2 separate regions of the Homo sapiens genome follow, and region 2 is linked to region 1. The links are chromatin contacts, found by Hi-C or POLR2A ChIA-PET in ENCODE. All regions are on one chromosome and are shown on one strand. The core of a region is the stretch at or near the end of the contact, and the rest is flanking DNA. Distances in the headings are between cores, read along the strand shown.

Region 1 (3,706 bases), core at 634-3,133:
GGAATCCTAATACTAAAAGTGATCAATATCAGTGGACTTGAGTGAAAAAAAATTCACCCAATTTAGTTTTTTAGTGCTGGCCTAAGAATCTACTGGCACTGCTAATTAATTGTGAGTAATTGATTCGCTTCCTTTTTAAAAAAGACTAACCAGACCATATGTGGGGTTAGTAGTTATATATAAAATGACAGCAAAACATGACACTTGGCAAATTCTTCCCCTTTGCTGAGCTGTCTTCTCAAATTCCTTTTCCTATTTATTAAGATTGCATTGCTCACCAGCTCCGGATCGTTTCTGTAGTGCGTTCTTTCTTTTGATTTAGGAAATAGATATTTTAAATGCTTTTCTTGATGTGTTTTAAAGTTTTTTCATTTTGGATATGCTGAAGGCCGGTAAAAACACAAATATTTGGCTATTTTGTTAGTAGCGACTTGCATAGATCCATTTCACATTTGCATTAGTTTGCATTTTGGGGTAGAAAAATTGTGGATGTGCTTGTTATGTCTATGGTTCCTCGAAGCTTATTTAAAATGGGGAAATATCACAGGCCTTAGGAATCAGGATCTTTTTTTTGTCCTTTTTTTCAGTAAGGAAAGAAAACATTTGGGAAACGCTTTAAATGAGTTGTGCGTAGGGAGGAGGGGAAAGGGTAGCGGTTTTTTTTTTTTTTTTTTTGTCCCTTTTTTTGTCCCCGGTTTCCTCCAAATGGATTTCTATCAAAACCAAGTAGATTCTTGGAACCTAGGCTAAGTTTAGAAATCTCAAGTTAGAATAGCGCAAGCCCAGCCCTTTCAGAAAAAAAAAAATCACAACAATTAAATAGCTTTCTGAAGATACTCATTTAAAAACTGTTTATCTTCTCGACCTTCCTCAAGCTTGAAGAAAATCTTTGGTGTTTTTCGCGCACAGCTGCCTTCTAACCCGCGAGCAACGGCGTTAAGGTTTTTGTTTGTAATTCGGGGTGACCCAGGGGTTCGGGCCGCGGGCCCCTCCCCTCGCCCGCGCACACCTTGCAGAGGAGGGGGCGGCGGGGACAGGGCCGGATCTGCGCCTGCGCACACCCTCGCGGCCCCCTCCCTCCGGCCTCCCCGGGTACCTGTCACGGCTACCGCCGCGGCGCGCGCCCGCCACGTTAAGCCGGATGGCGGGAGGAGGGGTGCGGGGCGGGGGGCGCGGGGAGGGTGGCACGGCGCGCGCGTGCGCGGGAGTCGCCGAGCGAGAACTGGGAGTGCGCGCGCTCGCCGCTCGCTCCCGTCCCGGAGGCGGAGTCGGCGGCGGGGGGCGGAGCAGGGGCGCGCCTATGCTAGTCACGTGGGCGCTGGGGCGGGGCCGGGGCGGTGTGGGGCGTGGCCGGGCGGCCGGTGAAGGCAGGGGGCGGGGCGGCCGGTGAAGGCAGGGGGCGGGGCGTCTCCGAGCGGCGGGGCCGAGGGAGGGCGCAACAGCTGCTCCCTGAACACTTTCTGACCCAACAGTCCCCCAGCGCCGGACGCGCCGCGCCCCGGCGGCTCTAGGGACCCCCCGCGCCTGCACTGTCCCCGCGCGGACGAGTAGGGGGCGCCCGCGCCTTTGCCCCCGTGCGCACCCCCGCCCCGCTCACCTTAGCCCCGCGCCCGAGGTGAGCCCGGCCCCTATATTCTCCGGGCGGGGGTGGGGGTGGGGGACGCTCCTTTTTTGTTGGGGGGGGGTCTTGGAGGCGCGAAGGCACTAGGCTCCTCGGCGGATGGCTGCACCCCTCGCCCGCGGCTCCCCGTGTCTTTTGGGGGGCCGGGTGCGGGCGCGGAATCCGGGAGGTGTCCGCACAAAAGGCTGAGAGAAACTCCGCGACGCCTCCCTCCCTCCCTCCGCCCTCCCCGCCCCCTCCCCTCCGCGCCCGCTCCTCCTCATTCAAACCCGGCCGGCCCGAGTGGTGTCAGCTCAGTCCCGGCCGCCGCCGCGCGAGGAAATGGCCGAGGAGCCGGAGCCGCAGGTAAAGGGGGCGCGCCCCCCGCCCGCGCCAGCCGGGGCGCCCGCCCGGTCCTGCGGAGGCTCCCGCGCCGCCCCCGAGGCGCCCGGCTCTCGTTGTCTTGTCCCCCCCCAGGATGACCTCAGTTCCCCGTCTCAGCTTTCTATCCGCTCCTCTAGGGCGCCCCCTCCCCAGCCGGCTCCTGCGCTTCCGCCCGCGGGAAGGTGCGGGCGATCCCGGGCTGCATCCGCTCTTGGCCGTCACACTCACGCCGCACGATTCAGAGGGGCTTGGGGTGCGGGGTTCCCTGAATCTCCGCCGGGAGCGGGGGTCTGCGGGGGTGGGCGGTGGGGGGCTGTTCCGAAAAGTTGGGTCGCCCCGCGGGGCGGGTCTCCCAATTTGCCCAGTTGGCCCTTGGGGCGCGGGCGGAGGGGGAACGTCGGCGTAGGGTCCCCCCGCGATGCCCGGGGAAGGGCCGGGGCAAGTTGGAAGCGGCCAAAACAATGCGTCCGGACGGGCATCCCCCCGTAAACAATGGCCGGGACGGTCCACTCGGGCCGGGCGGAGGGCGCCTCTAAGGGACCGCGGGAGGGGCTGGGCCTCGCCGCGGACCCCGACGCGCGCCCCGTGACTCCCTCGGGTGCCCAAAAATCTGTCCCCGGGAGTCTTGGGGCGCCTGCTCATCCCTGAACAGGGATGCACGGGGCTGCGTTTCCTGGATGTGTGCGATAAGGTGGCTTTTTTTTTCCCTCCTCTAATTTTAAAGATTTTTTTAAGTCTTAATGTTCTATAAACACTTAAAGAATATCTTTACAACTCAATTCTAGTGGAACACCCAAAGCCAGCTGGAAGCAGAACTGGGAACTCTAAAGGGCAGGAAGGATTGAAATGCTAGCCCAAAAGTGCTGCTGCTTTTTTTTTTCTTTTCTTTTTTTTTTTTTTTAAGGGAAGTTTCTGCCAGGAGGTGCCGAGTGGTGAAACCGCTCAGTTTCAGGCACAGCCCTCTTGTCTCTCGATTTGGCCCCGACTGCGAGCCGGACGGGATGGTGGAGAGGCGGAGGGCGCTGCTGGGGGCCCGGGAGGCTGGATTTGGGGCTGCCTGGGCGGTCCCGCCCGAGGGGCAAGACCCGGCACGCGGGGCGCGCGCCGGAACCTGGGTCCCGGGAGTTTGAGAAGATGTTCAGGGCCCGGGTTGGAACCCACATTTTGGGATTCTGGGTAGGGCCACCGAAGACGGGAAGGCGCTTTCTTGGGCGGGTGGGGGTGGGGTGAGCAGGCAGGGAGTTTTCCGCCAGGTTTAGTTACAGGAGCTAGAAAAGGCCACTTCTGGGACCCTGGCATCTGGGCCGCCCTGAGAGCCCCAGAAACTTTTTTTTCTTTTTCTTTCCCCCCACCCCCCAGAAAAGGGTAGTCATTTCAGGTTTAAGGCTTTGGTGTATTGTTCTACCTCGAAATTCCTTGAGCCTCAGTTTATCTTCCTGAATCAGTCTATGGGGCTTGGAGCGTTGAACATTCCTAAACACGGAGAAAGTAAATGGCGGTTGCAGTGGTCCACTGGCCAGTTTGGGGGTCCTGTATTATTGGCCACTGTGTGTCCTACAGCGTAGCTAGGTTTTTCAGTTTTCTAGATCGTTTGGAAGCATTAAGCTGTATGTTTTAAGAAGCCTAGGTCTGATTTAGTTCAGGTTGATTCAATTATGTCTTCATTGCTTTTGAGTTGGTTGAATGACTTGACATGAGATTAAGCTCAACAAAAGAAAAGGC
Region 2 (3,784 bases), core at 27-2,526, 540 kb before region 1:
AGTCCTTTACCCAGAACACTCTTCCTCTAGATCATTCCATTGCTGACTCTTTCTTATTCTTTAGATCTCAGGATAAAATTCACATATTCAGAGAGAACCACCTCATCTAATGTGGCCATCGCGCAACTCTCACAAATTATGTTACACCATCATCCCTTCTTAGCCCCTTCATATCCCATAGCACTGTCTAAAATTATTTTATTAGTTTGTCCATTTGCCTACTTATCTAGCTCCTCAACAAGAATAGAATAGAAAAAGGACCTCGTTTATCTTGCTCACTTTTGTGTTTTCAGGCATCTCAAATAGTGCCTTCATCATAGAAGGATCATCATAAATAGTGACTGTGTGAGTGGACAAATAAGAAGAAGCAAATAGAATAGCTTGAATCTGCTTTACACAACAGCACAGAGTACTGACAAGGAAATGCCAGTTAAACTGTAACTGAGCACAGTGAGAGAGCAGCCTCGAGTGGCTGAACAAAAGACACCTTTCACTTTGGAGGATCCCAAACTGCCATTCATGACTCAGCTCCGGGAAGGAAGACAAGCACAGCTAAACCAGATCCTGGCTTCTGGATGGAAATGTCACTTCAGCCACAGTAACAAGTATTCTGATATGACAGGAAGGAGGTGGGAAGGAATCCTGCATGTGACCATCTCTCTATCCCTACACTTTATCCAATCCTATTTAGGGAACTTCAGAAGCACCCCACTTTAGTTTGTCAGGACTTCTTCAGCCCTCTGAATATGGCCACATGGTGATGTCAGCGTTATCCGGGCAGCCATTTCTCCAGTTTTGTGGATCTTCAAAGAAAATTCCACTGAAACATGAGTGATCTCATATTCATTCGTTGCCATGCATTGCTTTATGTTCCATCCTAATTGGGCACTCTGAACCCAACATCAACACATTATTGGCAACTAAACCCACAGCAGCCTTGCCCCAATTATGAATTTATAAGCTTTTGACACACCACATGAGGCATGTTTAACCGTTAAAGACAAACTCAGGAACAGTTGGCTCTTATTCTCAGCTGCATGTTGCTCCATGACTGCAATTGGGCAACCCTAGACTTCAAAGGATGTGAAACCCGACTCCATCTCTTCGTGAATCACTATCCTTTCAGAGTAAATCCCAGCACATTGCAGAACCATTAAGACACATGTTTTATGTCTCAACCAGGGAAACAAATTCCTGTGTTGAAAATGAAACCATTTTCCCTCTTCCTGATGAAAGGTATGAGATCTTGTTTTGAAAACTGTTGCAGAGTAATCACAAATTCATCATCATATTTGGGAACTGGGATGATTCATAACCAGTCATTCTTAATAAGTGGCAGATTTAAGTAGCTCACAGTCAATTGTATAACAATTGGAAAGACTTCATTGCATCCAGCCTGAAACCACAGCTCTCAGGACAGGTCCCAAGAGTCACTTGAGTGGTGAAAGCAACACTTAGTATTGGACACTGGGCACAAATATGCAAATGATGGTTAAAGGAAGTGAAGAAATACACTATTTATAATGTTTATCACTTTTTTGTTTTTTTTTTCCTCTTCCTATATGTTGTAAGTAGTAAGCATTTATCTAAAAGAACCCTACCAAAAATCTTGTTTTCTTTTGATATTTAAGACCAATGCTCATATCCTGAAGAGGAAGTCCTGAGCAATTTTTCAAGTTTCAAAATTAAACCTGTCCTACCTGAATCTGACTCTTATTCACTAAAAAATAAAAAAGGACAGAAAAGAGCTCTCCATGATTCCAGTGGAAGTTTAGGGCCCTTATTAGGCTGAGAAAGGCTTCAAGAATCAGAGAGATACTGAGCAGAAGACAAAGAAGAAGACAGAAGACAAAGAAGAGAAAAGCAGGAGAGAGGAAAATGAGGAGAAGGAGAAGTGCTGAGCAGAAGAATAAAAGACAAGCCATGCAGAAGCAAAACAAAGCCAAAGGCGCTCCTTTGCTGACTGCGGGTGGATTCACTGACTCTGAGACGCCATGTGGCTCTGCCTGGAATCGAGGCTCTTGAGAAAGAATGCCCTAGTTGGAGGAGCGTGTCTGGGATCACATCAGCCCATCCATCTGTTTGTCCTCCCAACTAGATCCGTCTCTGCCCTCCTCTAGCCCCGAGAGGCTGCCTTCCACATGGGCATCACTGGGCTCCAGCTCCTTTGCCAGTGCCTACATTTGGGCTCAGCCAATGGAAGCAGGCACCAGCTGGATATCAGAGGCTGAGAAGTGAGAGAGATCAGAGCCCTGCCTCTATGGCCTCTCTGGCCACGTGTCTGGCACTGGCTTCCTTCCTCTAGGCTACAGCTCCTCCCAAAGGCCCCTCCTTCACTGCCTCAGTTTCACTTAGCATCTGCAAAAATTATTTCATCTTCTTGGCCCTTCAGGCTAAGCTTTCCTTATGACTTCGCACGGTGGTTAGTCTTGGGTGTCTCATCCTCCCTTGCTAGTTTTCTTAACCTACCCATGCCTTTAGAAATAGTAACTAAAAAAAATCTCTGGTTCTCCTCAAGGATCTAGAACCAGAAATACCATTTGACCCAGCAATCCCATTACTGGGTATGTACCCAAAGGATTATAAATCCTTCTAGTATAAAGACATATGCACATGTATGTTCATTGCAGCACTATTCACAATAGGAAAGACTTGGAAACAACCCAAATGCCCATCAATGATAGACTGGACAAAGGAAATGTGTCACATATACTTCACGGAATACTATGCAGCCATAAAAAAGGATGAGTTCATGTCCTTTGCAGGGACATGGATGAAACTAGAAACCATCATTCTCAGCAAATGAAAACAGGAACAGAAAACCAAACACCTCATATTCTCACTCATAAGTGGGGGTTGAACAGTGAGAACACGTGGACACAGGGAGGGGAACATCACACACCGGGGCCTGTCCGGGGGTTGGGGGGTTAGGGGAGGGATAGCATTAGGAGAAATACCTAATGTAGATGACGGGTTGATGAGTGCAGCAAACCACCATGGCACGTGTATACCTATGTAACAAACTTGCATGTTCTGCACATGCATCCCAGAACTGAAAGTATAATTTCAAAAGGAAAGAAAAAAGTCTCTGGTCAAACATCTGAATGGAATTCTGTTTTCTGCTGGGACTCTGAGCAGTACAGGAAGCAAGGACCTACCATCTGGTGCCCTCCTAGTAGCAGCTGCTCCAACTTTGGCAGATGTGGGGAACTTGAGATTTTCCACTCACCATCACCATCATCATCAGCACCCTGATCCGGATGTGGAAGGTATGCGTGTGTCTCTCCTAGGGAGGTTTGTGGGCTTGTTTTTACTTGGCATAACCTCTCCTCTTTCCAAATACCTTGGACCTCCCTGGTCTAAGCAGAAAGGGGAGAGAATTTGTTTTTCTTTTTGCACAAATAAATATAAAGAAAATGTGTATCAGGTAGATATGATAAGTGTATCCCACTAGCCATTGCCCAATCCCTTTTTCTTCTTACCAGTGGAATCCTAACTTCAGATATCAGGTTCTCATAGTAGGTACAGACCATCGGCATCCTTAGAGTTCGTGTCTTGCTTAAAGCCTTGGCCATCCCTGATAATTTTATTCCTCTTCATTCAGTAGGAGGCATATGATTTGAGTCTGGTCAGTGAATTGTGAGGGAAGGTGTTCTTAGGGCTCTGGGGTTCTCCTGGTTTTTAAAACGAAGACACAAAGTGAACTCCCGGCTTCAATGATATCAAAATGGAAAAAGAGGATGGAACTTTCCTGAATCTTTAGTGATGTTGGTTTCTGCTAAAT

Evidence for each region. Hi-C counts contacts between places; a loop is a spot of excess contacts on that map. ChIA-PET counts read pairs that join two places held with the same protein, here RNA polymerase II (POLR2A). Pooled maps may share reads with other maps.
Region 2: a map of PC-9 shows a loop between it and region 1 (10-fold over the local background). The contact joins the enhancer-like site here to the promoter of ZNF217 in region 1. A Hi-C loop is called at or near these places in 1 of 168 maps with a recorded cell type or tissue (PC-9) and 2 of 50 pooled maps. POLR2A ChIA-PET finds 5 or more read pairs at or near these places in 3 of 52 experiments (A673, HepG2 and activated CD4-positive, alpha-beta T cell).

Annotation. Positions count from the first base shown.
Region 1 is chr20:53,592,016-53,595,721 of GRCh38, reverse strand. ZNF217 (zinc finger protein 217) reads left to right here and starts at 1,883. Exons shown (of 6, transcript NM_006526.3): 1 at 1,883-1,966. RefSeq lists silencers at 863-1,702, 1,793-1,872, 2,363-2,512, 2,933-3,172.
Region 2 is chr20:54,130,268-54,134,051 of GRCh38, reverse strand. No RefSeq gene overlaps it. Among named protein-coding and RNA genes, the nearest start is that of CYP24A1, 42 kb to the left of the region's middle. Within about 2 kb of position 1,276, at least 12 of the 41 ENCODE cell types and tissues checked have a DNase peak (open chromatin) inside an H3K27ac peak, as active enhancers do; they include PC-9, where a contact is called at or near this core.